Linked DNA regions of Mus musculus: regions 1, 3 and 4 are each linked to region 2. Evidence: chromatin loops called from intact Hi-C (ENCODE). Cell type or tissue: gastrocnemius. All regions are shown on one strand. Each heading gives the region's core, and the rest is flanking DNA. Links, peaks and the distances in the headings are about the cores only.

What was found. Peaks named below come from ENCODE experiments on the same cell type or tissue, not always from the same donor. Only the 100,000 strongest peaks of a DNase experiment are listed, where the experiment ranks them.
Region 1: it touches region 2 in a loop (4-fold over the local background); 21 of 42 quality-filtered maps call a loop at or near these places.
Region 3: a loop joins it to region 2, with 5 times the contacts of the local background. A loop is called at or near these places in 23 of 42 quality-filtered maps.
Region 4: it touches region 2 in a loop (5-fold over the local background); 17 of 42 quality-filtered maps call a loop at or near these places.

The regions. Positions count from the first base shown.
Region 1 is chr6:29,754,902-29,762,422 of GRCm38, reverse strand. It overlaps Smo (smoothened, frizzled class receptor), which reads right to left. Exons shown (of 12, transcript NM_176996.4): 5 at 7,030-7,249; 6 at 6,817-6,940; 7 at 5,550-5,642; 8 at 5,058-5,166; 9 at 3,902-4,087; 10 at 3,409-3,557; 11 at 2,805-2,939; 12 at 1,057-2,571. The coding sequence ends at 2,138. Among named protein-coding and RNA genes, the nearest start is that of Ahcyl2, 9.8 kb to the left of the region's middle. In gastrocnemius, for the core only: a CTCF peak has its summit at 3,745 (motif pointing right); DNase peaks (open chromatin) are centred at 3,769 and 6,228.
Region 2 is chr6:29,815,480-29,823,000 of GRCm38, reverse strand. The region is part of intron 1 of Ahcyl2 (S-adenosylhomocysteine hydrolase-like 2); the gene reads right to left. Among named protein-coding and RNA genes, the nearest start is that of Ahcyl2, 51 kb to the right of the region's middle. In gastrocnemius, for the core only: a CTCF peak has its summit at 3,501 (motif pointing right); a DNase peak (open chromatin) is centred at 3,482; H3K27ac peaks cover 701 bases.
Region 3 is chr6:29,762,645-29,770,165 of GRCm38, reverse strand. It overlaps Ahcyl2 (S-adenosylhomocysteine hydrolase-like 2), which reads right to left and starts at 1,723. Exons shown (of 17, transcript NM_001171000.2): 1 at 1,260-1,723. The coding sequence starts at 1,628. In gastrocnemius, for the core only: a CTCF peak has its summit at 3,801 (motif pointing left); DNase peaks (open chromatin) are centred at 1,794 and 2,159; H3K4me3 peaks cover 1,518 bases; H3K27ac peaks cover 1,476 bases.
Region 4 is chr6:29,704,554-29,712,074 of GRCm38, reverse strand. Tspan33 (tetraspanin 33) reads right to left here. Exons shown (of 8, transcript NM_146173.3): 2 at 2,077-2,134; 3 at 1,361-1,488; 4 at 985-1,059. Among named protein-coding and RNA genes, the nearest start is that of Tspan33, 14 kb to the right of the region's middle. In gastrocnemius, for the core only: no CTCF peak of the experiment used is centred there; a DNase peak (open chromatin) is centred at 3,960.

The DNA of each region.
Region 1 (7,521 bases), core at 1,384-6,383, 61 kb after region 2:
ACCAAGCTGCAGAGCCAGGACTTCGCAATCAGAAATACTAGGCCAGTGTGTGCAGCTTTCTGGCTATGGGGTTGTGTGCAAGTCACTTTGCTTTACTTTGCTGAACTTGATTCCATGCAAAGAGCACCATGGTTAGATCCCTGTCACCATGAAACCAGAAGGCCATGCCTGGATGCCAGCATTACCAGTAGCTGAATAGTTTGGAGCAGCCCATTAGGCCTTCTATGCCTCAGTGTCTTGAGGGGTAGAACAGAACCTGGCAGGGCTCTGAGATTGCCTGAGCTGAATTCTGTGGAGAGCTCAGAAGAGTGCCCCGCAAAGCCAGCCCTGGGTGTTAGCTTTCAGTGGTATATCATATCTACAAGTCACCTGGGATAAAACCAGAATTCCATTTCTCCTCTTTCTGGAAAATCTGGCTTGATTAAAACCCTGTTGTCCCCATCACACACACAGCTGAAGAAGGGACTATTCGTCCTAAGCCAGATCAGCACTCCACAGTACCCTCAGGTCTGTGGCTCTCACTGCCTTTTCTCCACAGACCTTGCTACATAATCTAGTCACTTGAATTCAGTTCCCAATCTTCTGCTGGTATTTTAAAGAAGCAAAACCAACAAGCTCTCCTTGTGTTTGAATTCCTTTGACTGCCCAGAAAGGAAGCTGTGGATCAGAATGTACCCGACCTAACATCTCTGGAAGGAGGCAGAGCATGCCACCCTGCAATGGTGAAACCTGGGACTGGCAGTAGCTGTGCCCGTCTGTATACCACCAGGAAAACACTCGCTTCCCATGGCCACTCCAAGGGCATCCTGCATGTCTGTCCTTCATTCTCTTTATGCTTGGAACTTAAGGATACAAAGGTGGCCAACAAGCACCTTTTGTTCATTTACTGCCAAGTAGCCAGAGAGAGCAGCCAGCATATTACGCTGAATCAGCCCTGTATCTGTCAGTCATGACCACACCAGCAAGCTTTCCACTGGTGAAAAAGACCTCAGGAGTTCATGGAAGTTCTGGACCAGGTACATAAGCCAGAGCTGGGGCTGGGGAAAAGAAACACGCATGAGCTTATACAAAAATGTTTTATTTGCTGTTCATATTTCTTCTTCTCATACTGAGCCCCTGACCCAAAACCCAGCCAGCTTCTAAGGCATCCTGTTGTCTGGTTCTTGAATGTGGGGCACTATGAAAATGACTAGACATTGTAAAAAGTGGGAGTCCCCCCGCTCCCACCAGAAACAGAAGTTGGAAGAAGCTTTCTTGCCTGGCTGAAGCTACAGAAGCTTCCCAAGGTGGTCCCTTAAGTCAGAGGGTCCTCCCCACTGGATGGATGTGAGGAAGAAATAACATGTCTTTCAGAGGCCTGGAGCTGAACCAGTAGTCTCTTAAGACAGAGCTCAGAAGTAAGGGGTGTGTGTGTGTGTGTGTGTGTGTGTGTGTGTGTGCATGCCTGTCTGTGTGTGTGAGAGTGTATGTGTGTGTGTGTCTGTGTGTGCTCACTGCAGTTTTAAGGTGCTAACCAGGAAGAGGTTGGCCTAGTGGAACTGAGATGTGAATGTAGGGATAGAACGGGAAAAGAGAGGATGTATTTTGAGCAGGGCCACCTGTGAAGAACAGTTATAGCCCTTATGGGAGTGGTCATTACAACTACCAGGAAGAGGAAAAAGAGAGTCCTGTCCTCTCCTAGACAAAGGACAAATGACACAATAAACACTTTTGGTCTGAGAGTGCCAGAAAAGGGCACTCATTGGCACAGAAAAGGGCAAACAGCCCTCATCTGCCAGACATGGGCTTGGTTACCTCACAGACCACCACAGCCCACTCTGGGTACCATCATCCCTGTCTCTGCCATTCCTGCCCTAGTACAAGCTCTGTCGGAGACTAACACTGCCAGTCAGACTCTGATTGGTGGGCAGAAGCAAGGGTCCTGAAGTGCAGGGTCCTGATTCTGACATGAGGCCTACCAATCGCTGTATTCAACTTGTTTCCATGGCCTGGCTGCTTCTAGCCAGACATACACAGCTCTTCTAGGCAGACACTTGGCCCACAGACTCTGTCAGATGAGACCCAGAGGTGTGCTCTCAGGAAGAGCCATAGAAAGGTGTACATTTGTCTTTCCCATCCTAGGACCTGCCCTGCAGGCTCAGAAGTCCGAGTCTGCATCCAAGATCTCAGCCTCCATTAGGTTAGTGCGGGAATGAATGGATCCCAGCCCCTGGAGGCGGCCCTGAGCCCAGACCCGGGGGGCTGAGGCACCAGGGAGAAATGGATCTTGATGGGGACTAGGCTCTGGGCAGAAGGGGTTGGAGACTAGAGTCCAGGCTCCCTGTCGGCAGGACTCCCCTGTTCCCCAGGCGTTTGCAGCTACCAGGCACTTCTGCCGAGGCAGCTGAGGCAGCCGAGGAACTGCACTGGTGGCAGGAACAGGGGCAGAGTGGTGAAGCTCAGGGGCTGGCCTCAAGGGGCACACCTCCTTCTTCCTCTTCCTCCGCTTTTTCTTCCGGCCCAAACGCTTCTCTAACTCTGGGGAGATCTCTGCCTCAACCAGCCACATGTTGGCTTGTTCTTCTGGTGGCACTGTCAGGGGGACAAAGAGCACAGCTTAGGGCTTTGTTCTGTTCTTTCCACCCTTCCCTCCCAGAATCCCTGTTCTTGGGTTCTGGGACCCGTCCCTCCAGGCTTCCCAAGCCTTGGCATCTCCTTCAGGTCCTCTGGGGCCTTTCCTTCCTTCCCCTAGTTCTACAACCCCATACATTCATTCCAAAGTGTCCACCCACCCCTCCTTCCTGCAGAAGACAGAGCCCTCATACCTGGAGTTGCCACAGGGGTAACGGACACATCCTGGGGCAATATGGCTCCTCTCCGAGCCACCATCTTGGTGACATGCTGAGCCCAGGCAGAGGAGACGTCAGCTGAGGGTTCATTGAGGTCAAAAGCCAAACCCGCTTTGGGGATGAAAGGAAAGAAAGAACAATGACCCCTCCTTATGTAACATGGGTCATCTTTCCTAGCCAGTCCTTCCCACTGCAGCTGGCAGAGAGATTCCACCCTGGAGCCAGTGCCCATTCAAAATCCGAGTGCAGCAGCCTCTGATTCCCAAAAAGTAAAACTTGAGATCATAAGTCTAGGGCCAGCACCCTGACTTACTCTGGCTCAGAAAAGTCACTGGAGATGGCAGAGAAGAAGGAAGAGAGAGCAAAGTCCTCAGAGAACTGCAATACCGTGAACAGGCCGAGGGAGGAAAGGGGGTAGAGGGGAGAGGTGGGGGTCGGGGGGGGCAGTGAGACACGACAAGGCAGAGTGTGAGTGAGTGCCTCATTCCCTAGTTTGTCAAACAGTCCGTGTATCCAGACGGAAACCGGCCTGGTACTGTGGAGGTCAGGTGTCTCCGCAGGACAATACACTGAGGCTCACCAACAGGTCCATCATGGGAGACAGTGTGCATGCTGAAGGAGAGCTCCTGGCCCGGGTTCTGCAGCAGCTCACGCCGCTTAGAGAAGGCCTTGGCGATCATCTTGCTCTTCTTGATTCTCTTGGGCTCATCATCACTGTGCCCAGTCAACCTGAGAACAGAAGGGGTGGGGCTGGCAAGTGCAAGAGCAGCCGCTGCCTTCCAAATCTATCGAAAGACCTGGGATTCTAGGTTTAAGTCCTGAGGAGCTGAGGCCTTCACAGCAACAAAACATGCCCAGAATGCAGGGCTCCTGTGGCTCCTACTTGAAAAGCGCTGGTTCTCACTGTCCCCTAGAGGGCAGTGGTGAGCAGCTAAGCAATTAGCCATCCAGACTTGCTTTTGGCAAACACTGCCCCAGTCTGTTTTGGAAGCATGTAAGACAAAGCCCTCAAGTGAAGACGTGAGGCTGAGGGTAAGAGAGGAAGGACAAGATCAGACAGCTGCTGACCCCACCTGCACCAGGTGCGCCTCCAGATGAGCAGGGTGGCCTTGGTCCAGACCCAGGTGCTCATGGCAATGCCAGTGCCAAACATGGCAAATAGATTGATCTTCTCCACCAGGAGGCTGGGCCGATTCTTGATCTCACAGTCAGGAATGGGCTTCTTGGTAGGCAGCCCGATGGTCACGTTGGCTTGGCATCTATGATGAGGAACGGTCAACAGCTAAGGTATCGGGATCCAGTAAGAAGGCACCCAACATGAATCCATATAGGAGAGAGCTGAGCCCCACTGCGTGATTCTCATGGAGCGGGTGCTGGAGGTGAAACCCACACATACTAGGTTCTACCACTGAGCTGTACCACTAGACCCCAGTGACATACTTTGGAATCATCTAGAGAGCTTTTATAAATCACTGCTGTCTGAGCCTCACATCAAACTTCGGGGACAAGAATCGAGCATCACCGCAGGTAACATCTTCCTAGACTGAAAGGGGGAAACTTAAGAATGAGCCAAAAGCAGTCAGAGATGTGTGTGTGTGTTGTGTGTGTGTGTTGTGTGTGTGTGTGTGTGTGTGTGTGCCACTTATGTCCAGGTGCTTGCAGAGTCCAGGAGAGGGAGAGATCTCTGGAGCTGGAGATACAGGCATTTGGGAGCTACCAGGTGTAGATGCTGAGAACTGACCTTACATCCTATGGCACAGTAACAAGCACTCCTAAAAACAGAGCCATCTCTCCAGCCAGAGTCTCCTTTTAAGGGAAGTTTTAACCATGAGCCCCAGTAGCAGCAGGCATCCTTTTAGCAGTGGAGATGCCACAGGTGCCCTGGTTCACCTTTACTGAGATCCAGAAACACTCAAGCAGAACTGGCAAACTTGACCAGGTTGCTGAGCTGTCCAAGGACCTGCTCCTGTGCATTGACTCAGGGAGAGCCACCGATGGTAGAAGGCACACAGATCACAACATGGGTTGGTTTCTGAACAGTTGCAAACACACAGGACATCCTGCCCAGGGGCGCAGACAGACATGTGGAGTTGAACAGCAATGTAGAAGCTATTCATAGCTGAGGCGGGATGGTGGAACAAGCACTTCACAAGCAGATGCAATGCTGCATTATAGCCGGAGCTCCAGTCCCAACCACGCCCACAGCCAAGCCCGGGGCCCCTCACTCACAGCACATAGTCCCGGAAGCTACGCTCCCACTCAGCCTGGTTGAAGAAGTCATAGAAGTGGCAGCTGAAGGTGATGAGCACAAAGCCAAAGGCCAGGAAGCCAAAAATGCCTGTGGAGTTCAGGGGCGGGATCCGTTACCAGAACAGAGATGGTAGCAGCACCCGGGAGGAGGGCAACTGCGTATGGAATACTGAAGGCAGCTGAGTCCAGGGTGGCTACATCGGGGCTCAGGTCAGAAACTGCATCCTCCAAAATAAATCCAGAGGTGATTTATTATACTATGGGAGGCCACAGGAAGGGCGAGGGGCCTGTGGTAGCGGTCCTGGCACTAACCTGGGTTCTTCCCCTTCTCAGAGGGAGTTGCCTCCTCCACTATCACTATACCTTGGCTCTGTCCCTGAATATTTAACTCTCCACACTGTCTTTCTGCATCCTGGAGGCCCCATCAGGATTCAGTACTGAGATGTCCAGAGTCCCCTGGGCACCACTTACCCAGGCGCAGCATGGTCTCGTTGATCTTGCTGGCTGCCTTCTCACTCAGAAGCCCAGGGTGGTTGCTCTTGATGGAGAACAGAGTCATGACCCCTAAACAGACAGAGAATTGAGACATTAGCAGGACAGAAGACACTCTTCTGGGGTGGGGGGTGCATGGAGGGAGGCCCCATGGCGCTGGATTCCTATGACTAATTACATAAAGCTTGGGGAACCAGAGAATGAGAGAACAGCTATTAGCAAATGTGCTATGGGCTGCGGTAACTGGGACAGAGCCTAGACAACAGTCAAGGACAGAGAGAGGAAACCAGGTCAAAGCTATTCTGATGGTGAAAGCTTGAAACAGAATCAACAATAGTATTGCCCAATAGGAATACATTGTGTGACATATAAAAAAAATCTCAAATTTTCTAGTAGCCACATTAAAAAATTATATAATTTTATTTTATAAACCAAATATATCCCAAATAGAACCACCTCTGCATCCCATACAACAAACTATTAGTGATTAATTTATATTCATATTTTTCTTTCTCTTCTTCATGCTAAGTCTCAAACACATCGTGTTTTTTACACTTAAGCATCTCAGTTTGGCCTAGTTTCAACATCCATGGCTACTGGTTACCGTATGGGAGGCGCAGATGCAAACTATACACCAGAGGCTCAGATGCTCTGCCAGAAAGGCAGGGAAGAAGGCTGAACAGAAGGTTGACAGTTCAGTGGGAGGAAACCAAAACTGACAAAGAAAACCAAGCAAAATGAGCTAGAAACCGAGGCAAATCATGGGCTGGCAGATTGAGACGGGGAAATTAGGGACCAGTAAATCTGTATATGTTATGAAAACTGTTTGTGTATGTTAGGGGTTGGCATGACTTGGAAACCAAGCTCCAAAAATATGACAGTATCTATAAAACTAGTGTGAACAGACATAAGCAATGGCCCCAAGATGCTCCTTGTGGGCCAGCTAGGTGTCCCGGAGCATTCACCATGCAAATACATCCTGACAAGGGCGAAGAAAGAGGGTCTGGAATCTAGCCAAGTTCCCCTCAAAAAAAGCCAAGAACCTTGGTCATGGCTTTGGAGGAAGAGGTACATTTTTCTGTCCTCATAAAAGTGCTGTTCAGCCTACAGGGTCATCTTCTATATTGCACCAAGGTTTAGGTAGATATCAGAGGAAGGCAGTGGAGCTGGAAGCTACCATCCCACTTCCACAGAGTAGGTGCTCAGCACACTATGTTACCTGGCTGGCCCTGGCTGAGTCACTCACCTCTGATGAGGAAGTAGCCTCCCACAATAAGCACCAGGCCAATTGGGGCCAGGACAAAGCCAGCACGGTACCGATAGTTCTTGTAGCCTACAAAACAGATGCCACTCACGGAGTCTCCATCTACCTGTAGCGGAAAGGTGTGGAAGGGATAGTTAGGTATGACCCTTCCCCCAAGCTCACCCCATTCAGGTCCCCAGCCCCCAGCCACTATACCTGAGCCACAGCCAGGATTGCCACCGTGAGGACAAAGGGGAGTGACCACGTGAGCAGGTGGAAATAGGATGTCTTGCCCGAGAGAGGCTGGTAGGTGGTGCCCAGGGCTTTGAAGGAGGTGTGCCAGGCATAGGTGAGGACCACGAACCAGACTACTCCAGCCATCAAGGCATAGTACACAATGACAAAGATGATGACACAGGACAGGGTCTCACTGGAGCTGTGAAGATGTAGGGTGTCACTTGGAGAGTCACTTTGTATCCTTCCTACCAGTCACTGCACCTTGTCCCCAGGTCCTAGTCTACTAAAATGAGGAGGGTCCCCAGGAGTTGGGACACAGGTCGGATTTGAAGAGGCTGCAGGGTACATCATCTCTGGAGAATCACAAGTCTCAACACTGAACACAACAGGGCAATGCTAAATCCTACCCATTATGGCTGCCTTCAAGTCCAACTCCTTCCTTCTAAGGAAAATGTGCATTACAGGCTTTCT
Region 2 (7,521 bases), core at 1,063-6,062:
ATGTGTATGGATATTTTGCCTGCATGTAAGTATACCATATGCATGCAGTACCCTTGGAGGCCAGAAGAAGGTGTCAGATCCCCCTGGAATTAGAGTTACAGGGGGTTGTAATCTGTAGAGACCTGGGAGGTGAGAGACTCTCAGGACTCAAAAGGAAGGGCCTTACTTGTAGAATCCACCTCCAGTAGAAAAACAGGGCCCCGAGTGGAGGGATGGGGTTGCCATCCCACAGTCAAAAACTCTGACCCAGAATTGTTGCTGTCTTAAAGAACTGCAGGGACAAAAATGGAGAAGAGACTGAGGGAAAGGAGGTCCAATGACGGACCCAACTTGAGATCCATCTCGAGGGGAGGCATAGAGCCTGTAATGACCTACCTTACCAGTGGTTTTATTTCAGACCCTCAAGAACCATGTGCTTTGTTGTATATGATGCTCAATATAATATTTATAAATATTAAACTGAACAGTTATAGCTTACTTTCTAGTAAAACTCTGTTCATGAGACCAAAATATTTCTCAACCATTTCTGCGGAGAAAGGAGTTCATCTAACAGGAAGCCTTACAGCGTTCACACTGTAAAGTGTCCAAAGAGGCAAGGCAGCAGGATTATCAACAACAATGACATGGAGTACTTCTTTTGGAGAAAGATTCATTTACCTGCCCTGAGTTTCATCTTCTTGTAAAGTTCTATAAGCCAGGTACGGTGGTGCACACCTTTAACCCCATCACTTGGGAGGCTGAGGCAGGGGCATCTCTACAAGTTCAAGAACACAATGATCTACCTTAGTGAGTTCTAGGCCAGCCACATCTGCATAGTGAGACCCTGTATCAACAACAACAACAAAGTCTTGGCTAAATACTGTTTCTCCTGCACTGATGTTAACATTCAAGATATTTGGGAGTGTCCTCTCCTGCATCTTAAGAACAGCAGGAGTTCAGTCAACACTATGTGCTTCAATTTCTAACCTCCCCTTCCTTCTGCACTGCAGCTGCTCTTAGAGCCGTCACCTTCTGCCTCTATCATGCTGACACAGTGCTAAATGTAATATTCCCAGTGGGCTCCTGCTGGCTCCCTAACCTGTGACACAATTCTTCTTTGTTAGCTGCTCAGAATAGTACTAGCTTTTCTTGGACTGCCAGATCACATTTCAAGCTCAAACCAAGTTTACCTACCATTACTGCCTCACCCTCTGGGGTTTCACTTATCTATTTATTTTTCTCCTGTCAGATCTCTTGTATCTCCTCTTCAAACTCTGAAACAAAGATAGAATTATGTTCCAATGCTAATTTTCCAGACAGATTAATATTCTGCATGTCTCAGGCTGCAAGAACTTAAATAGCTTGCTGATACCGTTCATTGGTGACAGGTGTTTCCCCCCTCTATTAGACTGTTACCTATTTCCTTACTAAAACTTCCTTCAAACTTATCTCCTTCTTCCATAACTATACCACAATAGACAATATTAACCTTCACAGTTCCTTTAGTTTAATAAACTTATTAAATACCCTCAGGTGACTCACAATTTTATCTGAAAGACTTTTTTGATTTATTACATTTTATTTAGAGTGTGCATGTTTATGGGAGGGGCATGTGGAGATTACAAAACAACTTGCAGGACTCAGTTCTCTCCTTGCAGCTTGTGAATCCCAGGGATAGAACTCGGCTCACTGGTGTTGGTGGCAATGTACCTTTATGCACGGAACCATCTTACTGGCCAGAGACATAAATATGTATTTACAACATGGTGTAATAATGAATAGAAAATATACCACAGTAGGGAATGGTAGTGACTCTCACAATGGATAGAAACTGGTGGGATCAGAAGAGGAAGAATGTTGCAATAAATCTCCAGAGGACATTTCAAGTCAGGGAGAGATTCCAGAGCAAAGGCAAAGAATGTTGACCAGTACACTTGGGAACATGTGACATAATGTCATCGAAGCACAAGGGCAAGGCCAGGAGACATGGCAGGATCTTAATGCTGGAGATTGGGAAAGATTCAAAAATGTCTTGAATCCCAAGGTAACGTGTAAATAATGAGGGTATGTCAAAGGACAGGATTAAAGGAAGAGATGTAAATTAAACATAGAGAAAGATCTGAGAGGAACAAAGGCGAAGATGCTGGCCAGGTAAGCCACAGACATGGTCAGGAAGAGTGTTGCCAATTAAACTGACATCCCAATTTCAGAGATATTAAAATTGGAAAAACACAAATATTCCTTAAAATGAATTATGTTGCTTTAACTCTGATGACAACTGATCTTTCTTTCAGTGTGTGAAAGGCAAAAGACAACTTCCATGCACCAGTTTTCTTTCCACTGTGGGTTCTGAGGGTCACATTCAAGACAAACACTCGTATACTCACAAAGCCATCTTCCTGACCCCAGTGACTCTTTACCGCTTCATTAGTTTTTATGGATGGGTATTGGCTGCATGTTTGTCTGTGCACCGTGTATGCCTGGTGCCCTCAGTCAGAAGAGGACTCTGAATTTCCTTGGAAATGGAGTTATGAAATGCTTCAAACTGCCACGTGGGTGCTGGGAATCAAACTGGGTCATCTCAAAGAACAGCCAGTGCTCTTAACTTCTGAGCCATCTCTTCAGACTCTGGATTTTTTTCTTATAATATTTATTTTTTTTATAACTTGAAAAGTAAGTTTCTGTGTATGTATCTGTGGAGGAAGGGGAAAAGGACAAGAGAGGAAAGGTAATGTATAGGTTTGATCTTCTTTCTTCTTTTTTTTTAATAGCTGAAAAATACAAAAGAATACTGTATCTGGCACAAGGCAGTTATGGCAAACCCAAATATCAGATTCCATAAATAAAGGTATTTTTAAAATAGAGTTACACTTAGAATTTGTGTATTATACCTATGGCTACATTTGTATGACACTAGTTGAAACAGCTACGATGAAAACCACATAGTCTAAAACCTAAAATAAGTTTGCTAACCCGTGACCAAAGTCAGTTTGGTCCGTTTAATTTTGAGAAGATCTTATATGACTCTGGCTATCTTTAAACTCACTGTGTAGCTAAATGCAAGCTTCTATTTCCTGCCTCTACCTCTGGAGTGCTAGAATTACAGGTTCATGCCATCATGCCTGGCTAGTCCCTCGCTCTTCAAACTGTGTTATTTGGTAATGATAATAATGGCAATCTTTTCTAAGAAAGCATAAGAAATTAGACCAACAGCACTTTGGGAAATGATGCCCTTGGTCAAATAGAAGTGATAACCTTTAAGTCATTTAATATATAAATTAGACTTACTTGGCAAATACTAAACACAAACGAGGCACTTAACAGAGTTCAGCTTTTTGGTTTATTTCTTCAAGCCCTTTGCACTGCTCTCTCTGCAATTATTGGTCTACAACTTCTAGGAAAAGCGACATAAAGGTATGATACTTAATCACAGAGAGCCTGGCTGCACAACTGTCAAGCACTGAAGGGAGAAAGTGGGGAAAGCATGTACCCGAATAAAACAGCAGGTCGTCTGTGACCAGTAGATGGAGACAGCTCCTAACCAAACCAGAGTGGTGAAATCAGATAGATTAGTAGAAATTTAACCTGTACTTATGATCCTTTTCTTGAAATATTTAGTTAAATAATAGAACAAAATAGTTTCTTCCTTCTATTTTTCACTAAAACATTAAAAAGAAAATACCTTAGATTTCCTAAATCAGAACTCACCAAGAGACAATAAAGGTGTCCCATTGGTGAACTCTCCATTCCCTTTAGAAAAAGAGTGAGAAAAGGTTTTTTTTTTTCTCTTGCCATTAGGAATGGATTCTAACCATATTCTTTCAATGAGATTAACATCTTTCCTATCAAATCAAAACTAAAGGCTGTCTTCTTACTTATCTCTAATATTTAATTATGTATTGGAAATGACCAAATACTAAACATCTTCCTTAAATATTTTTCTCATCTTTTAAAAAATGTAAAGGCATGCCACACCTGTAGCACAAGCCCAGAATTAGAGGCCAGCCTAGAGAACACAGGAAGATTGCATCCCAAAAATAAACTAAATACATTAAAAGGAGGGGGGGATGGGAGGGAGAAAGAAAAGGAAGGAGAAAGGGAAGACAGAAAAGAGGAAGGGTGGAGGTTTAGTTCGCTGTAAATGATAGAAACGGGGTCCTTTCTGAGGTTCTTGGTGTTGTCATTGTTTTTAGGGTTTTGTTTGCTTGCCTGTTTCTTTTTTGGGAGGGGAGGAGGGGAGGACAGGGTTTCACTATGCCAATCTGGCTGTCCTGGAACTCTCTCCATAGACTAGGCTGGCCTTGAACTCCCAGAGATTGGCCTGTCTCTACCTCCCAAGTGTTGAGATTACAGGCATGCAACACCACTTCCAACTTAACTTCTGAGCCCACTCAGCCGCCCGAGAGCTCCACAGCAGTTTCTAGCATAGCCATAAGCCTAGGCAAGAGCACTCTCAACCTCCTTCCTCCCCCCCCCCCTCCCCCCACTGCTGTCACACCAGCACCTCATGGTCCAGAGCAGTGCACTAGCTTCCAAAGCACCACACTGGGCCTTCTGTTTTGAGAGCTTACCTACTCCAACTTTTTTCTGTCCCTCTAATTTTAGTAGCACACACAACTCAGGTGGGTTTTAAGATCAAGCATAGTAAGTGGGAAGGATTCACAGGCAGCTCCCGACACCATCATGACCAAGGGTACACATACACATACAAATTATAACTAGAAAACAACCAACTGCACTCCGGCAGCCCCTCTCCTAGCAGCTGCTGACATCCTAGCTTCACACGCTGGCCCTTGCCTTTACATCCCCAACCACCTCACCTGCAGTCAGGCTTTGTGGGGGGGATGCACCAGGCACTACAGGTGAGAAAGATGGGAAACACACACACAGAGCTTTGACACATTAATCACCTACTTCAGTCAGACTGAAATATAACTGAACTTGGGGAGGAGAGCATAAACTAATGTGTCCAACTCTTACCTCACCAAGCAAGGGGACGAGCTCAAACTGCACAGATGCAATAAACTAAGAAATACATACTCATCTCTTTCCTGAGTTTATTTTCAAAACCTACCTGAACATTCCTTTTTTTTGGGGGGGGGGGGTTGGTTTTTCAAGACAGGGTTTCTCTGTATAGCCCTGGCTGTCCTGGAACTCACTTTGTAGACCAGGCTGGCCTCGAACTCAGAAATCCTCCTGCCTCTGCCTCAGAAGTGCTGGGATTAAAGGCGTGCGCCACCACGCCCAGCTCTGAACATTCCTTTAAACCACTTAGTAATACAATGCCTTGAACTTTTTCAGCGAAATTGAGGTGTAAGACTGTTTCCTTTCCATGGTAATAAGTCTCAGATTTTTTTTTTTTTTTTTTTTTTTTTTGCTCAATTGAGCAAGCTATTCTAGAGAGCCAAAATATTTAAATCCAGTGAAAGCCAACATACACTCAAGAGTAATTTTATCTGTCTTTCCATGTTCTGACTTTGTGAGAAATAATCTGAGGGGGAAAGTCTGTGACTGGTGGTATAACAATGGTGCTAAGGCCATGGTTGCTCACAAAGATTAAACCTCCAACTAAAGAGCATGCAGGGGCTAGGCCTAGGCCCTATACATTTATAGCAGTTGTGCACCTTGGTCTTCATGTGGGTCCCCTAACAACTGGAGAAGGGTGGGGGTTGGGGGGGGTGGAGGGAAGGCTGTCTGACTCTGTTGCTTGCCTTTGGATCCCCTTCCCCTAGCTGAGATACCTTGTCTGGCCTCAATGGGAGAGAATGCACCTAGTCCTGTTGCAACTTGATGTGCCAGGGTGAGTTGGTACCCATGGGGGGCTTCCCCTTCTCGGAGGAGAAGGAAGTAATGAGGAAGGAGTATGTGAGGGTGGAAGGAGAGGACGTGAGCTGATTGAGATGTAAAGTGAATTTTAAAAATGGTGCTAAGGAATACGGTGATTTCTCATTGCTTCCCTGACACAGCCTCTCTTCTCCACTCATTATAGCCTTCATTTTTCTAAGTATAGTGATAAAATTCTATTTATTTATTTATTTATTTATTTATTTATTTATTTATTTATTTTTGTTTTATTTACCCTTTTTGGAAAGAAGGCTGTGGGGAGCGGGTGTGGCGGCAGTCCCAAAGGAGCCAGGGACTGCAGCTAAGTTATATGACTTGCACCTGACTTCCTCATATAAGACACAAACATCTTGAGTGCTGCGCAGGTGTACCAGGATACAGGTGAATCCAATTTGGTGGAGATTTGCCCCTGCTGCCCTGATTAGCTGAAGCCTCGTGACTGGCGAGGGTGCGTGGCCTGCGGTGCGTGGATGAGAGAGAGTATAAAAGGAGTGAGAGGCCCAGGGTTCGGGGGAGATATAAACAAGAAGAATCAGGACTGAATAAACTGCTGTTAGAAGGACTGGTGTCGCGTCGTTCTTGCTGGTCGAGAGCGGGTGCGACAGAAGGCCCATTGCCTAACATGGCCTTGACCTTGAGATTCTATTGCCTTGGCTTTCTGTGGCTGCATACAATGCAAACCACTAAAAAGGGTCTTAAGTAACTATTTTAGGATAATCAGACCTTTTTCCTTGGTGCTTCTGGTGTTTTGTTGTTGTTGCTATTGGTTTTTTTTTTAAAGATTTATTTATTTGTATGCAAGTACACTGTAGCTGTCTTCAGACACTCCAGAAGAGGGAGTCAGTTCTCGTTATGGATGGTTGTGAGCCACCATGTGGTTGCTGGGATTTGAACTCCGGACCTTCAGAAGAGCAGTCTGGAAGAGCAGTCGGGTGCTCTTACCCACTGAGCCATCTCACCAGCCCGTTGCTATTGTTTATGTATGTTTGTGTGTGTGTGTGCGTGTGTTTGTATGGTTCCTTAAGTGTGAGGGGGCACCTACCCCAACATGAGCAGGATGTCAAATGTTTTCCCCATCATCCTAGACCCTACTGCCTTGACACAGGGTCTCTCAATGAACTGGATGCTCACTGTTTTAGATTATGCTAACTGGTTGGCTCTAATGTTCTGCCTGTTTCTGCCCCACAATGCCAGGAAGGGTTATCGGCATATGAAGTCATGCCCCAGCTTTCTATGTGAAAACTCATGGTCCTCTTGCTTACAGAGCAAGCACTCTTACTAAGCCATGTCCCCAGGCCTATTTTGTTTTTTCTTCTTGAGACAGGGTCACACTGTGTGAGCCATGCAGGCCTCAAATCCACTGTAATCACCCTTCCTCAGCCTCCTGCAAGCTAAGAGTTAAGATCTGCGCCATGATGCCAGGCTAATCAATAACCATTTAAAAAGAATCACAAGGGATTTGCATTGCATGAAACTCCTAGCAAAGCCAGCCACTGTTTGTGAAAGGAATGAAGCAAGATCAGCCTAATCAAAGACAATGTTGAGTTTTACCAGGGTATAGGGGGCCTCTCCAGCATGCCTTCATTTTTAAGGTAATAATTGAAATACTGTAATTTTTTTTAAAGCAGGGTCTCACTATAAACCATTTGCTGGGCTGGAATTTTTCTACATATATCAGGCTGGCTTTGAACAAACAGA
Region 3 (7,521 bases), core at 1,160-6,159, 53 kb after region 2:
AGTACTTCCAGCACTAGCCCAGGCTGCATCTTTTAAGTGTAATTCCTCCATTTAACTATAATTGCATGGAGAGGGGAGGACAACACACCAAACTGCAAAGGACACAGCATGCCCTAAAGCACTGTTAAATTCCTTCAGTCTTGCCTCTGACATCATTTAGCACTACCAAATGAAAAAGTTAACTGCCCTAAGTCATGAGGTAATTACAACAAAATGTTTTGCTGGAGCCAAGGTTCACCTAAACTCTACATAGTAAACCCAATGTACACTTCATATCTTTTTTTACTGTTGTTCTGACGGAACAAAATGCACCCATTATAATGGGAAAAAACGTAAATCATTGTGTTCATACTGTTCCCAAGAAATGAAAGCCACATTTTTTTTTAGATGATCCACAGATCTTGTCTTTTACCTCTTGTGCTGACATCAATAAATGGGAGAAAAAACGAGGGGAGTGGGTAAAGGGTATAGCCAATATATAAATAATTCGGGGGTACCATCATTACACGTTTCTATTTATGAAGGAAGCCGACAGCCCCAAACGATTACTTTCCTCAAAGTAGCAAGCATTTCTTCCTAACACTTTCTGCTCACGATAAAGATATGAATAAAATAAGCATTCTCTTCAGGTACAATCTGGTAATCCTAGAGACCAGCCCTCTTCAGGGTGAATGAAGCATCTTTCCATTACCGGTCTACAATCGCAGTACAAGAGAATTGCAATGGCTAGAAAGGAAGGGCACAGATCAGTACTACCCTGTGGAGAGCTGTTGGCCACAGAAAGGCAGAAAGTCATCATCTGTACAGAAGCCAGGCAACTCAGAGGGTTTCCCGAGCTCTCATGAGAGAGAGCTAACTACAGCTTCCTCGTTCTCCAAGGAAAAAGATCTTGCTATCCTTATCGCTGGAGGGAAGGTTTTTCTATGCCACCGAACAGTCCGGAAAATTACACGCGGGAGTGTGCTGGAGGCGCCGGGTGTAGTAGTAGGTGCTTCTCCTCCCCCTGCCTCGTTCAAGTAGTAGTGAAGGGCGCTACCTCCATGTTATTAGTAAAGTACGCCCGTGGTACCTAGAGGCTTCGCTTCGCAGCGGAGCACCGGGTGGCGGCCGCTCTAAGAGCGGGTTCAAGGGTGGGAGAAGACTCTCGGCTCCACGATCTAGAGGGTGTGGAACCGGGTGCCGCCGTGCCCTGAAGGGCCGCCACTCCCGTGCCCGCCCTCCCCGCCTCTCCGAGAAGCGAGGCAGCCCGACCCCAGTACCTTCTTGACCGTGCGCGGCGCCTCGGTGACCGTGCCGTCGGGGCTGACCAAGGCCTCGCCGCCGTCGCGATGCCGCTGGTGCTGGTGATGAGGGTCGCTCCGCTTCATGGCGGACGCTTGAGGGACCTTCCCGGCCGCAGGGCTCAGAGCCGCGGTGGGCCCCGAGCCCGGGCCGGGGGCCGGGGGCCGCTCCGCCGCGGGAGCCGGAGCTGGAGCCTCTGGGTCCCCGCCACCCGCTGGGGGTACCATGGCGCCCACGGCCGCCGCGCTCAGTCCCAACTGGGGCTCCGCCTCGGAGGGGCTCAGATCCTTCAGCTCCACCTCAGGCACCTTGGCGGCTGCCGCTGCTGACACAACCTGCACCGACATCACCGCCTCCACTGCAACCGCCGACTCTGACTCTCGCACCAGCTCCCACTCGGCCCCGCCTCCCGCCTCCCTTCCCCTTCCCTCCCCCATACCCCCACTCCTCCCCTCCATCGCCTCCGCTCCCACCCCCTTCCTCCGCCCGCCCGCTCGCTCGCCGCCAGCCCGGCCTCTCGAGCCTCGCCCCACCCCTGTCTGACTCACGCGCGAGGCGCCACAGAACCTGTAGTGCGCTTGCTCCGGGTTGCACGCGACTAGAAGACCGTGGGACCTCAGCAACCAACTTGCACTGCGCTCGCCTCGCGGGGGGGTGGGTGGGGGATAGGCCGCAGAGTCCCCTGGGAGTTGTAGTCCTTTCGTCCCTCCTCCGGAAAGTAGTTTTTGATGGAGAGGGAACTCCCAGGACAGCGACTAACAGAAAAGTATAAAAACGGATGACGCGACGGAATAGATGAGGAGAATGTCTCCAGAGGGGTTGTGGTTTCCGGAAAGGAATGCCAGAAACCCCAGGGAAAGTGGGGGGCAAGAATGACTCGCTCCCCTGACGGCGTGAATTTCCTCCGGAGTGTGCGCATGTGTGCTATCACGTGGGCGGCCTTTAAAGGAAAAGCGGCAGGTCAGGTGAGATGAATTCCGGCTCCAGGCTAGAAGGCATGGGGTTTCTCCATTCCGTTCCGAGCCTTTCTTCAGTGGGTTGGTTTCTAGAAGAAAAGAAATAAGCCATTTCCTGCTGTCATGCTTTCTGGCGTACTCTTGAATTAAGTAACTAAAATCAAATCCCCAAAGAAAGAAATCTCGTCAGGGTATGGTGGAGTACGCAGTAATAATTTGAACATCTGAAGTGTATGCGTCACCAGTGATAATAGTTCGAGGCCAGCTGAGCTATGAAGCAAGGCCCTGTCTTTAAAAAAAAAAAAAAAAAAGTTAATTCTACCGCACACATGTAATTAAAGGACCAGAAAAGAACTGGGAATCTACCCTGGGCCCTCTAAATGAGCAACAAATTCAATTAACTTTTGACCAGATCACCAGCTGCCAGTTTTATTTTTAATAACAAAAATAAAATAAAATTGCGTACCATTTGGTCATAGTGGTAAGCCCAACACTCAGGAGACAGAGACCTGAGAATCAGAAATGTGTTGAGGTTAGCTTTGACTGCTTAGCCAAAGCCTGTCACAAAAAGAAGAAACTTACCTGAAAGTAATGTTCTACTGATGATAGAATTTTTTTTCTTTTAAGAAGAGTTCTCCAATAGTCTTTTAATGATAAAAGGAAATAAATGCTTATAATTTTAAAAATCAGACTAAAAGCCAGGCGGTGGTGGCATAAGCCTTTAATCCCAGCACTTGGGAGGCAGAGGCAGGCAGCCTGGTCTACAGAGCAATTTCCAGGACAGCCAGGACTACACAGAGATACCCTGGCGGGGAAGGGGAAGGGGCATATAACAACATCAAGATGGCTTATCAGTTAAGAGCATCTGCTGCTCTTCCAGAGGTCTGGAGTTCAAGTCCCAGCAACCACATGGTGGCTCACAACCAACTATAGTGGTGATCTGATGCCCTCTTCTGACCTGCAGATGTACAAGCAGTTAGAGCACACATATACATTACAGAAAGAGGGAGGAAGGAAGTTAGACTAAAAAGTAGGAGACAACACCATACTTTCTAGGGATTTGAGAGTTGGCTCAAAATTTATGAGCCCTTGCTGTAATTTGTTCCCAACAACTACATTGGGCAACTCACAACCACCTGCAACTCCAGCTCCAGGGGGTGTGACACCCTCTTGTCCTACAGACACACACATATGCATAAGCTTAAAAATTATTTTAGTTGCACATTCTTTAAATTTTTATGTGAATATTACCTAAAGGGGGAAAAGGGCACTAAGATGTGGTTGACTTTTAGCATATTATGAGGTAGGCTTTTTTATTCCTAAAGAAACTGAGGCAAAGAGGATTATGGTTTGTGGCTGTTCAAAAAGTGACTGCAGCCCTAACAGCTCCCTTGGACTACCGGCCAGCTTGTCATTGGAAAAGCTACTTTTTTCTAAGCAAGAATAAGACAGAGACAAACGGGGGCTGGTGAGATGGCTCAGTGGGTAAGAGCACCCGACTGCTCTTCCGAAGGTCCAGAGTTCAAATCCCAGCAACCACAAGGTGGCTCATAACCATCCGTAACAAGATCTGGCGCCCTCTTCTGGAGTGTCTGAAGACAGCTACAGTGTACTTACATATAATAATAAATAAATCTTTAAAAAAATTGTCCTTAAAAAAAAAAAAAAAAAAAGACAGAGACAAACGGAGAAATCGCCTGCTTGAGTTCCTGTCATGATCCTTCTAGTACCGTGGAAGTCTCTTCATGTGGGAGCTTTAGGAGCTGTCATTTCCCGGTCTCTAAGTCTATGCTGGAAGGCACCTGAGCATTGCCATTTCCACAGAACCCAAAAGTCTGCCAGACACAAGAGCTTATTAGGCTTTCTCCTCACATGTCCGGTTTTGATCATTTCCTTCCTGTTACGAAGAAATGGCCCAGAGCTTCATCCTCCAGCTGCTGGGCAGGGGCTAACAACTTTATAACTGATTTCTTCCTTTCCCCCAATGCACGAGGGAGCTACAGTGCAGCCACCTGGCATGTGAGGAACTCATACCCAGCAGCTGCTTACCTGGCCAGCCACGAGGATTGATGACTGAGCAGAAGAGCCGATCCTTCAGGGGGATGTGGTGATGAAACGTAAGGAGTTTGAGCCCTGAAAAGAGACAGATGTTAGCCCCTGTTTCCCCAGATTTTAACATTGCCTGGAACCAACAGTCAGACCACGTTCTTCGGGCTTTCTAGCTCCATCTTACTCATCTGCTGCTTCTGAGGCACAGCTTTGTTGCTGAAGCAAACCAAGTGTACTCGAAGGTGGAATTACTAGATTAGAAACCGGAAGATTACACGCAAGTCTATTAACTATATTAAAAGACGTTTTAGGTCTACAGGTCTTTTTCCTTCGTCTGGTTCATTCAGCTTCCAGGAGCCAGGCAGACAATAATGAGGTCCATGAGGTCCAAGAGAGAAAACAAAGAAACTAATGCTGAGGAATTCTCCAAGGAAATGGGCCAGCCAGATCACAAGCAGTGATGACCGTCCTCCAGGGAACACCTCGTGCCACGCCGTGAGCAGATAGCCAGTCACCAGACATGTGAAGCAAACCTCTAAGGTGAAAGCAAGATGCCGTAGGAATCCTGGCATGCAATGAGGCCCTGGGTTCCATCTCCAGCAACACAAGAAAAGAGGTAGAGGCTAACGTAGTTTAAATTGTAAAACAACTGGTAGTGCACACATATAATTCCAGTATTCAGGAAGCTGAGGAAGAAGAATTTGTAAGTTCGAGGATGCCCTGGGCTAGACTGAAACATTAATAAAGCCTGCTAGGCTATATAGACTGTGTCCCACTACCATCAACTCACTTGGCGATTTACAATACTGATTTTGTGAAGGAGCATACAGTTTCAAGGAATAAACATCCAGAAAACGACAGCACAGGTTAAATGAAAGCTGCTAGCAGATTTTGTTTTTCATTAGAAAACTGTAAGTAGAGATTTTTTGTTGTGGAGGTTGTTTGCTGAGGTGAGAATCTCCCTGTGCAGCCTAGCTGGCCTAGAACTTAGCATTTAGACCAAGCTAGCCCAAAACTTCAGCAAGTCCTCCTGCCTCAACCTCCCAGGTGTGCTGAGATCACAGTGTGTGTACTTCTGCATACAAAAGATGTTTTCTATCTTTTGCTCAGATGTTGAAAATGGTAGTTTATATGCATTACATGCAGTTTAATGTATATTTTGGCATAATACATTCAATGCATTGAACAGCTGTAGCATTCCTTAGTTTTTCCCCCATTTCTTTAGGTGAGCACATTCTTTTCTTTACATCTCAAAAGCAGAGCTGCAGGCACAGTTCAGCAGCAGAGCATTTGCTGCACATGCTCAGAGGCCTGGGTTCCATTCCTAAAACTACCATAAGGAAATACAAAACCACAGAAGATTACAAGAGGGTAGGGTGGAAACGATAGAGACAAAGTACCCATTTGAAACTCACAAATGTGAAAAGTACATAAATTAGATAACCTGCTCACTAAGCCCAATTAATAAAAGGACAGATTTTAGAAGGACAAAAGAAATAGGGAAGGAGTTAGGACATAGCAGTGGTAGAGGACTTGCCTGCTGTGTATAAAACCCGGGTAAGAGCAGGAATAGGAAAGGAGCCACTAGATGCCTAGCACAGTATGTGACAACAGACCTCTGTTGATTTATACCATTGTGGAATTTCAAAATTCTGTAGACAAAAAGAGTATCTTTCCAATGTCTAGAGTAGAACTCCATAGAGAATATGAGTTCATTCTGGCTATATAGCATGACCCAGTCTCAAAAATAGATAGGTGAATGGATGGGATGGATGGATGGATGGATGGATGGATGGGTGGGTGGGTGGATGGGTGGGTGGGTGGATGGATGGGACGGGACGGGACTGGCAAGACAAACACTTCTGCAGGTAGAGGCATTGACCAGCAAGCTTGACAACCTGAGTTCAAGCCCCAGAACCCATGTGGTACAAGAAGAGAACTGAGCTTGTGGATGTAAAACTGCATCTGAAAGAAGAAAGAAGAAGCAGGCAGGCATGGAGGTGCCAGCTTGTAATACCAGCTTATCAGAGGCTGAAGCAGAATTGAGAATTAAGGCCAGTGTGCCATACACACAAAACTGCAAGCCAGTCTGAGCTATATAACAAGACCTAAGCCAGGCAGTGATTCATGCCTTAATCTCAGCACTCAGGATCTCTGAGTTTGAGGCCAGCCTGGTACAAAGCAAGTTCTAGGACAGCTAGGGCTACATAGAATAACCATGTCTTGAAAAAAAACCAAAAAACAAGACCTGAGCCCTTGTTTCAAAACAAACAGTAGAAAGAAATCCAAGAAATACAGACTGTTCTTTTTAAAAATCAGAGAACTGACTCCTGGCAGCTGTCCTATGAAAACCACATGACACATGGGCATACACACATGCAAATAAACATAATAAAAATGTTTATATGTGTGCACATGGGTACACATATACCACCTTGAGGACTCTGGGGATCAAACTCAGGTAGTGAAGCCTTTATCTTCTGAGCCATCTGGTTGGTCTTGCCCGGCATCTTTACATGGTTTTCACACTTGCAAGGCAAGTGTTTTATCAGTGAGCTATCTCTCCAGCCCTGGTTGTTTGTCTATTGTTCTTTATGATTTTCCATGTCTTTTCAATTTTTTACACTCAAAGCTCAAGTGGGCAGGGGAATGGTTAGGGCAGTGCAGCCTGCTGTAAGGAAGCTAGGGCCAGGGGCTGGAAAAGCTGTTCAGAGGGCTGGCTGCTCTTCCAGAAGATCTGAGTTCAATTCCTAGCACTTACATAGCAGCCCACAACAGTAACTCCTGATCCAGGGGATTCAACACCCTCACACAGACATCCTTGAAGTCAACATAAAATAAAAAAGAAGCTGGAACCAATAGAAGTAGGAACAGGAAGTCTAAGGTTGAGAGTGTGGTAGGAAAACCCAAGAACCCAGGTAAGGCAGAAGGCAGGGCTGGTGGGGAAGTAGTTCTCAGGACAGCAGGAAGCCAAAATTGGCATCTCTTGAACTTGGAAGTGTTTCCTTAGGAATTGGATTCAAAACTTTTAGAAGAAATGATGATCATTGTTCAGAGTGACTTCTGCCACTCCTACAGAAATCCTGTAAGGTTGCCTGTTTGCCTGGGTGTCGCAACACTGGACATCCAGCTGCAGTTTGAGCCTGCATGCAGATGCACAGAAAACAGAGTTAGGACTGTCCTCTAGTGCCCACAATCTGTCACTGCAACCATACAGGTTCCTCAGCTGTTTGAA
Region 4 (7,521 bases), core at 1,751-6,750, 110 kb after region 2:
GACAGGGTTTCTCTATATAGCCCCAGCTGTCAGAACTCACTATGTAGATCAGGCTGGCCTGGATTGCCTCTAGAGCACTGGGATCAAAGGTGTGTGCCACCACACCTGGCTTCTGTTCCTGTGACATTATTTCATAGTCTTGTATTTTATTCCTGGTAGCTATTTATAACTTGAGAATGGAATTCTGATTCATTTTTCTCCCCCCCCCCCCTTTTTTGGGAGGGAGGTGTTGTTTTGTTTTCAAGGTGGGGTCTTATTAGGTAGCTCAGGTTGGTCTGGAATGCACTCTGTAGACCAGGCTGTCCAGGAACTCAGAGATCCACCTGCCTTTGCCTCCTGAATGCTAGGAATAAAGGGATACACCAATACACCTTGCTACACTTTTCCTCCTTTTTAAAAAATAGACAGATTTCTCACTACTAGTAGTCCCATCTACACTGGAACTTACAAGGTAGACAGTGCTGGACTCAAACTAGTGGAAATCACTCTGCCTCCAGTTTCCCAGTGCTGGGATTAAAGGAAATGCTGGTTCTTAATTAGGACTGTTGCCTCGGGCAGCCGACCTCCAGATGCGGGAAGCATGGTTCAGAACAGGGTCTGCCTTCCCTCTGCTTCCCACAGCTAGTTCAATAAACAGGGTTTGAGTAACAGTCTCTTCAAGTTGTCTGTGGTTTTGATCCCTGGGTGCTACTTAGTTGTTTACCATTTAAGTATGTAGGTTATTTTAATGTTCCTCATGTTTATTGATTCCCCCCTTCACCCCACCCCACCCCCCACCATGGCATCAGGTTGTCAAAGGAAAACACCTTATAGTCATGAAATTCTCTTTAAATAGATTGATGTTAAAGGCCATTTATCCATCCCTAGGGGGAACCTTTCAAAGGCTGATGCTTCCCAGGGGAAAATGTGCTGTGGTTAATTAATCAGTAGGAACTTCCCCTTCCTCCCTCTGGTACCCAGAGGCCTCCAGGCTCCCAGTGTTACCTTGTCTGAGAAGACGAAGCCCAGGATGCCAGCAGCCAGCTGCAGCAGGAACACGATGGTGAGGCAGAGGGAGAACTATGGCAAGACAAGGAACAGCGTCACTGCTCTGGGAAGCAGCCCTTTCCAGGGCCAATGAGAGGCAGCTAGACTCTTCTCCACACCCCCAATACAACAAAGATTCCTGCCTCTAGGACAATGCTATGGAGGTGGCCACCCTACGCTGCCACCCAGAGCAGAACTCTGCATCGAGGGGCGGACAGCACAGGGTAGGATGCGACAGAGGGGACAGAATGGACCTCTATAGGATGGCAGAGGGGAGCAGGAAGCACAAGGAAGACGAGCAAGCAAGGCTTTTCTGCACGGCCTGACCACTCACCGTCTGCAGAAGGCAGATGTTCTCCCGAAGGGATCCGATACAGCCGCAGAAGGTGAGCAGGAACATGAGGACGCCCACCACGATCAGCAGGATAGCAGGGTCCACCGCCAGACAAGCCAAGGCTGCTTCTGGGAGAGAGGCTGACCCTCAGCCGGAGTCTGCTGCCCACTGAGGGGGCTCCCAGGAAAGGATGAGGGTGTACCCAAACTTTCTTCCTGTTCTGGGGGGAACCTCCTTGTCTGGTGGAGATTATGGGAAAGACCTCCTCACAGGAAAGAACAAGAGTGTGCTGGAGGAGTCCTGGCATGTAACTTGAAGAACTAGGGAAAGCCTTCATTCCAGCATCACGAGTGGAGCAGCCGCTTTTGCTCCAGAGATGACTTAGAGCGGCACTGGGCTCACTGGCTGGGCGAATTCCTAGATGCTCTGCAGGGGAATTAAGGTTGAGTTACTTCAGGACACACTGGGGGCGGGGGGGGGGCAAGTCCTTGACTGCTCTCTGCTTCTACAGACCTAGCTTCGCTCCAGGGCTTAGATCAGACAGATCTTGGGAGGGGGTGGGGGCTCAGGAAAACCCACGGGAACTGCCAATCTGAAGTGGCCCAGTAAGACTGGGTTCAGGGGGCTGCTCCTCTGACCTCAGCCCAGGACCAGCGCTGGAGCAGGCCAGAGGTGCAGCAAGGGTGAGGAGAGGCAGAGGGAGACCTATAACCCACCTGCGTGCTTCATTAGCCTGGCATAGACACCCACGGCCACCATGACCATGGAGATTACCTGTGGGAACAGGAGAGGAGTCAGGAGAGGCCAGGTTTCCAGGCACAGGTGCAGCTATCCCCTACCCAACACCGCTAAGGGTGCTTCCACTCCCCAGCACTTTCTCCTTCATTCTCTATAACACAATCATCTTGTGAGACAGATAGTGTCCGCATTTCACAGATGGAGGAATCAAGACAGTACAAGTTTAGTATAGAACAAACAGTGATTAAAAACAGGCTTCCAGACAGGTCTGGAGGTATAACTCAGGGCTACAGCACAAGGCTTTGGGTTCAATCACAAACACCAAAACTTACACACACACACACACACGCACACGCACACGTACACACACACACACACACACAGAGACACAATTAAAACAAAGCATGGCCTTCTGAGAGATTCAAATACTGAACTCCATTTGGGACAGCCGTTGCCATTGATTTCTGCATGTGAAGACGGCATTAAGGACAAGGGACAGGTGTGATGACTTATGGCATTTAATTTCAGCATTTATGAGGCTGAGATGGGAGACAAGATTCAAGGCCAGCCTGTGTTACAGTGCAAGAGCCTGCCTCAAAACCAATTTTTTTTTCACATGTGACTGTTTTCACGTGTCTGTGCAGGTGCCCACTGAAGCCAGAAGAGGGCACAGAGATCCTTGGATCTGGTGTTAGAGATGAAGGTGTTCGTGAAATGTTTTGTGTGGGAGCTGGAATCTAAACTCCAGGCAGGTCCTGAGTTACAGCAGTAAACATTCTTAACCACTGAGCCATTTCTCCAGCCAAAACTATCTAAAATATGATCATAACTTTATTTTTCTTTTTTCTCTTTCTCCCTCCTCTCCCCTTTCCTTATTGGTTTTTCAAGACAGGGTTTCTCTGAGTAGCCCTGGCTGTCCTCGAACTCAGAGATCTGCCTGCCTCTATCTCCCAAGTGTTGGGATTTAAGGTGTGAGCTATCATTGCCTGACTAAACTTATGTTTCTTATGTCTTAAAAAATGTTTTAGGGGCTGGAGACAAGTTTCAGCAATTAAGAGCACTTGTGTTTGCAGAGAGCCTGGCTTAAGGTCCTAGCACCCACACGCCAGCTCACAACCACCTGCAACTCCAGTCGGTTACCTCTGGCCTCTGAGGGCACTTACACACATGCAGGCAAAATGCTCACATGCATATAAATAAAAACAAGTTCGTTTCCATTTTTGACATCTGTCTATGTGTGAGCTCCTGCTGCAGCACACACGTGAAGGAAGAGCACAGCTGCGGGCGCTGATTTTCTCCTTCTGCTCTGTGTCCCAGGATCACACTCGGGCTGAGTGTCAGCCTTGGCTACAGACACCTTTACCCACTAAGCCATATCGTCAGTCCGGAAAAAAAAATGTTGTGAGAGTTGAATAAAATAATGCTTGGAAATCACCTAAATTTCTGACACTGAATACTATATACCATCACCAACAGGACTATATAGGATGTGTTCAATTCTGAATTCTAACTCACCTACATCAAAAGGCAGGCAGGTCTTCCTGGCAGACGCAGACTCTAGCTAACTCCATTGGAAGCCAAGGATAAAAGTACACACCAATGTGAAAGGCAGGAGTGTGCTTACTGGCTCTACCATAGAAAGGAATCTTTATAAACTCTGATTCCAATATGGAAGAAGACAATTTAAGCCTTACAAATTTCATGGCTCCTCCCTGTAAGAGCAAAGCCCATGAGAGGTTCCCAGGGGCCCCCAGAGGGGTCTTTCTTTCCAAGGCTCCCAAGAGTGCCTGGTAGCCCCAGCTCTCCGCTCAGCTTCCAGCCCAGTTTCCAGGCTGGTGCTAAGCAGCAGCTCACTGTCACCATGGCAATAGATTAGGCCAGGCTCTGGCGGAGAGGTCTCAGCAGCAGGGGCTTGACCAGCTCAGGAGGGAAGGGTATAGCAGCTAGATCCCACATCCTGTGAGACAACACTCTGCAGGAAAGAGCCACCTGGGAGGTCTTCAGTGAGAGAAGGGAGCTGGGCCCTAGGTCAGGTAATGAGATTAAACTAGCCCTCTGTGAGGAAGACATTTTTCCATTTGGGAGTTATTTCTGAACATTCTTTACTATTTAGCAAAAGACAAGTATGTAGTTAATGCCAGGCCTGGGTTAAAAATAAGTCTTTGGAATGCTTCTTTGTGAATCCATAGTGCTATGGTTTCTTGGCCTTTTGGCTAAGATCAAGTGTGTGAGTCCATAGTGCTTTCTCCTGGCCACTTCTCAGATCCATCCTCTGACTCAGATCCAACATGCTCTCCTCACCCCCACCCAGGTCTGGCCCTTCCTCTGACTTGGGTCCAAATATTATTAGCCTTCATCTTCTGCTTGGGATAAACAGGGCAGCTTACCGAGCTGAACGTGGGGCTGTGGGTGCTAACACATGGCCAGGCTTAGGAAACATGGGGGAAGACAGGGAAATCCTAGGTCAGGGATGCCAGTCGCTGCCAGGTCTGGACGAGCCCTTTAACAGTATGAGCAAATAAATGTCTCTGAAAACTTAACACACCTGGGTCAGCAAGATGGCTCAGCAGGGAGAGGCACTTGTGTGCAAGTCTGGCAACCTGAGTTCAGTACTTGGAACCCACTCCACAAAACTGTCCTCTGCCTTTCCCTCACTACTGCACAGAACTGCAGTTGTGAGTATTCTATTACTGTGGACTTAATTAAAAATGAGTATTCTGTATTTTTGTTGCTCCTAGTCTCCTCATATGCTAAAATTTTTCTAGATTGGATAACTTTGTACAGGGATCAAGCCAGCAGGTGTGGTAGTGCATGCCTGCAGTCCCAGAGCTCTGGAAGGAGAAATGGGACAATCGGAAGCTCAAGCCTGCCTTGGGTATGTTGTAAGGGCTATGTGAGACCTTACTTCAACAAAAGAGACAGAGATGGGAGAAGAAGAATGGGAGAGAGGGAGAGGCTACATATCACAGGGCAACTTAATTCTCTCCATGGGCATGTAACTACAACACTTGCTCCATCTTCTGGGGTAAAAAGAACAATGTCCTCCAGGGACAATAATGTCCTAATTCTATGAGCCTGTGAATATATTATCTTATGTTGCCAAAGAGACTTTTTGCAAATGTGATTTAGGATTTAAAGATCTCCTCATCCCTCTGCCCCCCCCCCCCCACACACACACACTGCCACTGCCCAGGACCCAATATGGTCACAAGTAGACCTTATCAGAAGGAAGGAAGAGGGGCAGATTCAGAGAGAGAGGCAGAATAGTGGAAGCAAGGTTGAAGTGATGCAGTACCATGAACCAAGGAATGTAGGCAGCTGCAGAAGCAGGAGCAGGAAAGGACATTTCCCCTAGAGAACACAGGAAGGAATATGGAATTACAGACACCTTGGTGCTAGCCCAGCAAAGCCTGTTTTGAGCTTTGGATCTCCAGAAATGTGAAAGATTAAATCTGTGTTGTTTTAAACATTAAGTTTGGGAGAACAGAAACGAATGTGCTATTCCAACCCGATCCACCAGCTGTTAGATAAGTGCCGAGGGCCTGTGATCTGTTACCCTGCGGGGAAAGCTAGTGTAACCTCAGCTTAGGGCACTGGCTCTCGACTGCATTAGAACCACCTGGGCACCTGGAGGTGGAGGGGACTTTTCAACTCTTCATGTCCAGACTGCCCTGCAAACCAAGCAGTTTAGAATCCCCGGCCAGGAGACCCGAGCAACTGTAGTTCTGAGAGTTCCTGGTGATCCCACAGTGCAGCCAGTTTATGGACTTTTTAAGCCTCAAGTGCAGCCAACCAGGAATGGAAGATAGAAAATCGGTTACATTAAGATCCAGATTGAGGCATGAATATTATTAATTGTTAACTTGATCGTTAAGGATATCTCTCCCCTGAGCCCTCCAGACCTGCTCTTCACAGCTTTGTCCTTCACATCTCCATCCCTGCCCTCACGTCCCACCCTGGAGCCTCAAAGCCGCTGCCATGACAAGGTTAGTGCTGCAGACATTACCACCATCAACTTTAAAGCTGTATGGAGCTCCAGCAAGGATTCAGACACTCGCCTCTGAAGCTGAAAGAGCAGAAGGACATCTGGCTGAGTGTGTATGGTGCTGTGGCAGCATGTGAACACTGTACAACCTCCCTCTCACTCTGGTAATCTCCCTATGGTACCAATCTTTAGCACAACATCCCCATAAGAATCCCACCAATGGCTTGCTTTCAGGGGATAGAGATAAAGTCACTTCTCTTCTTAGAATGGGTTTTCATATAATGGACAGAATGAAGCCTGGCTAGAAACTTTTAAAAGCTAGGTACCATTTTCAAAATAGCTGAGCCTAGCTTTTAGGAAAATTTATGTTCCTGAAAAGCTGTCAGTCAGATGATATAAAATAATTTGTATGCTCCAGTCCCTGTATTCTTATACAAAATGAGTTATCACCTTGGAATGAAAATGGTCATCTGCAGGACTCCGGCGAGAAAGGGCTAGTTCAGGGCCAGAGCAGAAATATATTCAGATGAGCCTGGAACAGGCTGGGGCAGAAACTAAGGCGCTGAGGAATAAAGCTGGGGTAGGGGAGCTGGGTCAGTGGGTCAGAGTGTCTGCTGGGCAAGCATGAGAACCAGTACCACGTAAGAGCTGGGTATGGCTGCTGAGCACACGGGTACCCAGCACTGGGGAGCACATGTCTGCAGAGACTGATGGTCTGCCAGCCTAGCCAAAGCGGAGAGTTTCAGCTCCAATGAGAGACTCTATAGGAAGGAAATAAGGCAGAGAAGAAAAGAAGGAATGACTCCGTGTCTTCCTTTGGCTTCCACAAGGGTGCTCATACACAGAGACATTTACCATACACAATCAGAATTCTCACACTGGGGAGACACACGCACCAAGTGAATGAGCTATCAATGGCCAGAGCATCAGAGTAAATAACCATGATTCAATGATTGAGTGCATATTGTTCTTACAAAGGACCCAAGTTTGGTTCCCAGAAACCACACTGGGTGACTCACAACTGCCAGTGACTCCAGCTCCAGGGGACCTATGCCTCTGTCCTCCCTGGGCACTTGTCCTCACATGCACACCTATACACAGCCATACACACATGCACATGTACTTTAAAATAAAGTTAAAAATGTAACTGTATTAAAGCACTGCCCATAGTATAAAACAGTTGTCTGTGTACCTATATCAATACAAATAAATGACTAAATAGAGACTAACTAATAAATGTAGCTATCAAAGAAGTAGAACAGAACCCATTACTCCTTATGTGCGTGCTGTGCATAGTCTTTCTTCCAAAGAGCACAGCACAGAGGAGGAAAAAGCAACTGCACATTGGGGAAACCAACCGACAGCACCTCAGCCTCTCGTTCACGATCGGTAGCAATGGGACGATGGTGACGAGTCACTGGAGGAAAATGTTACTTTG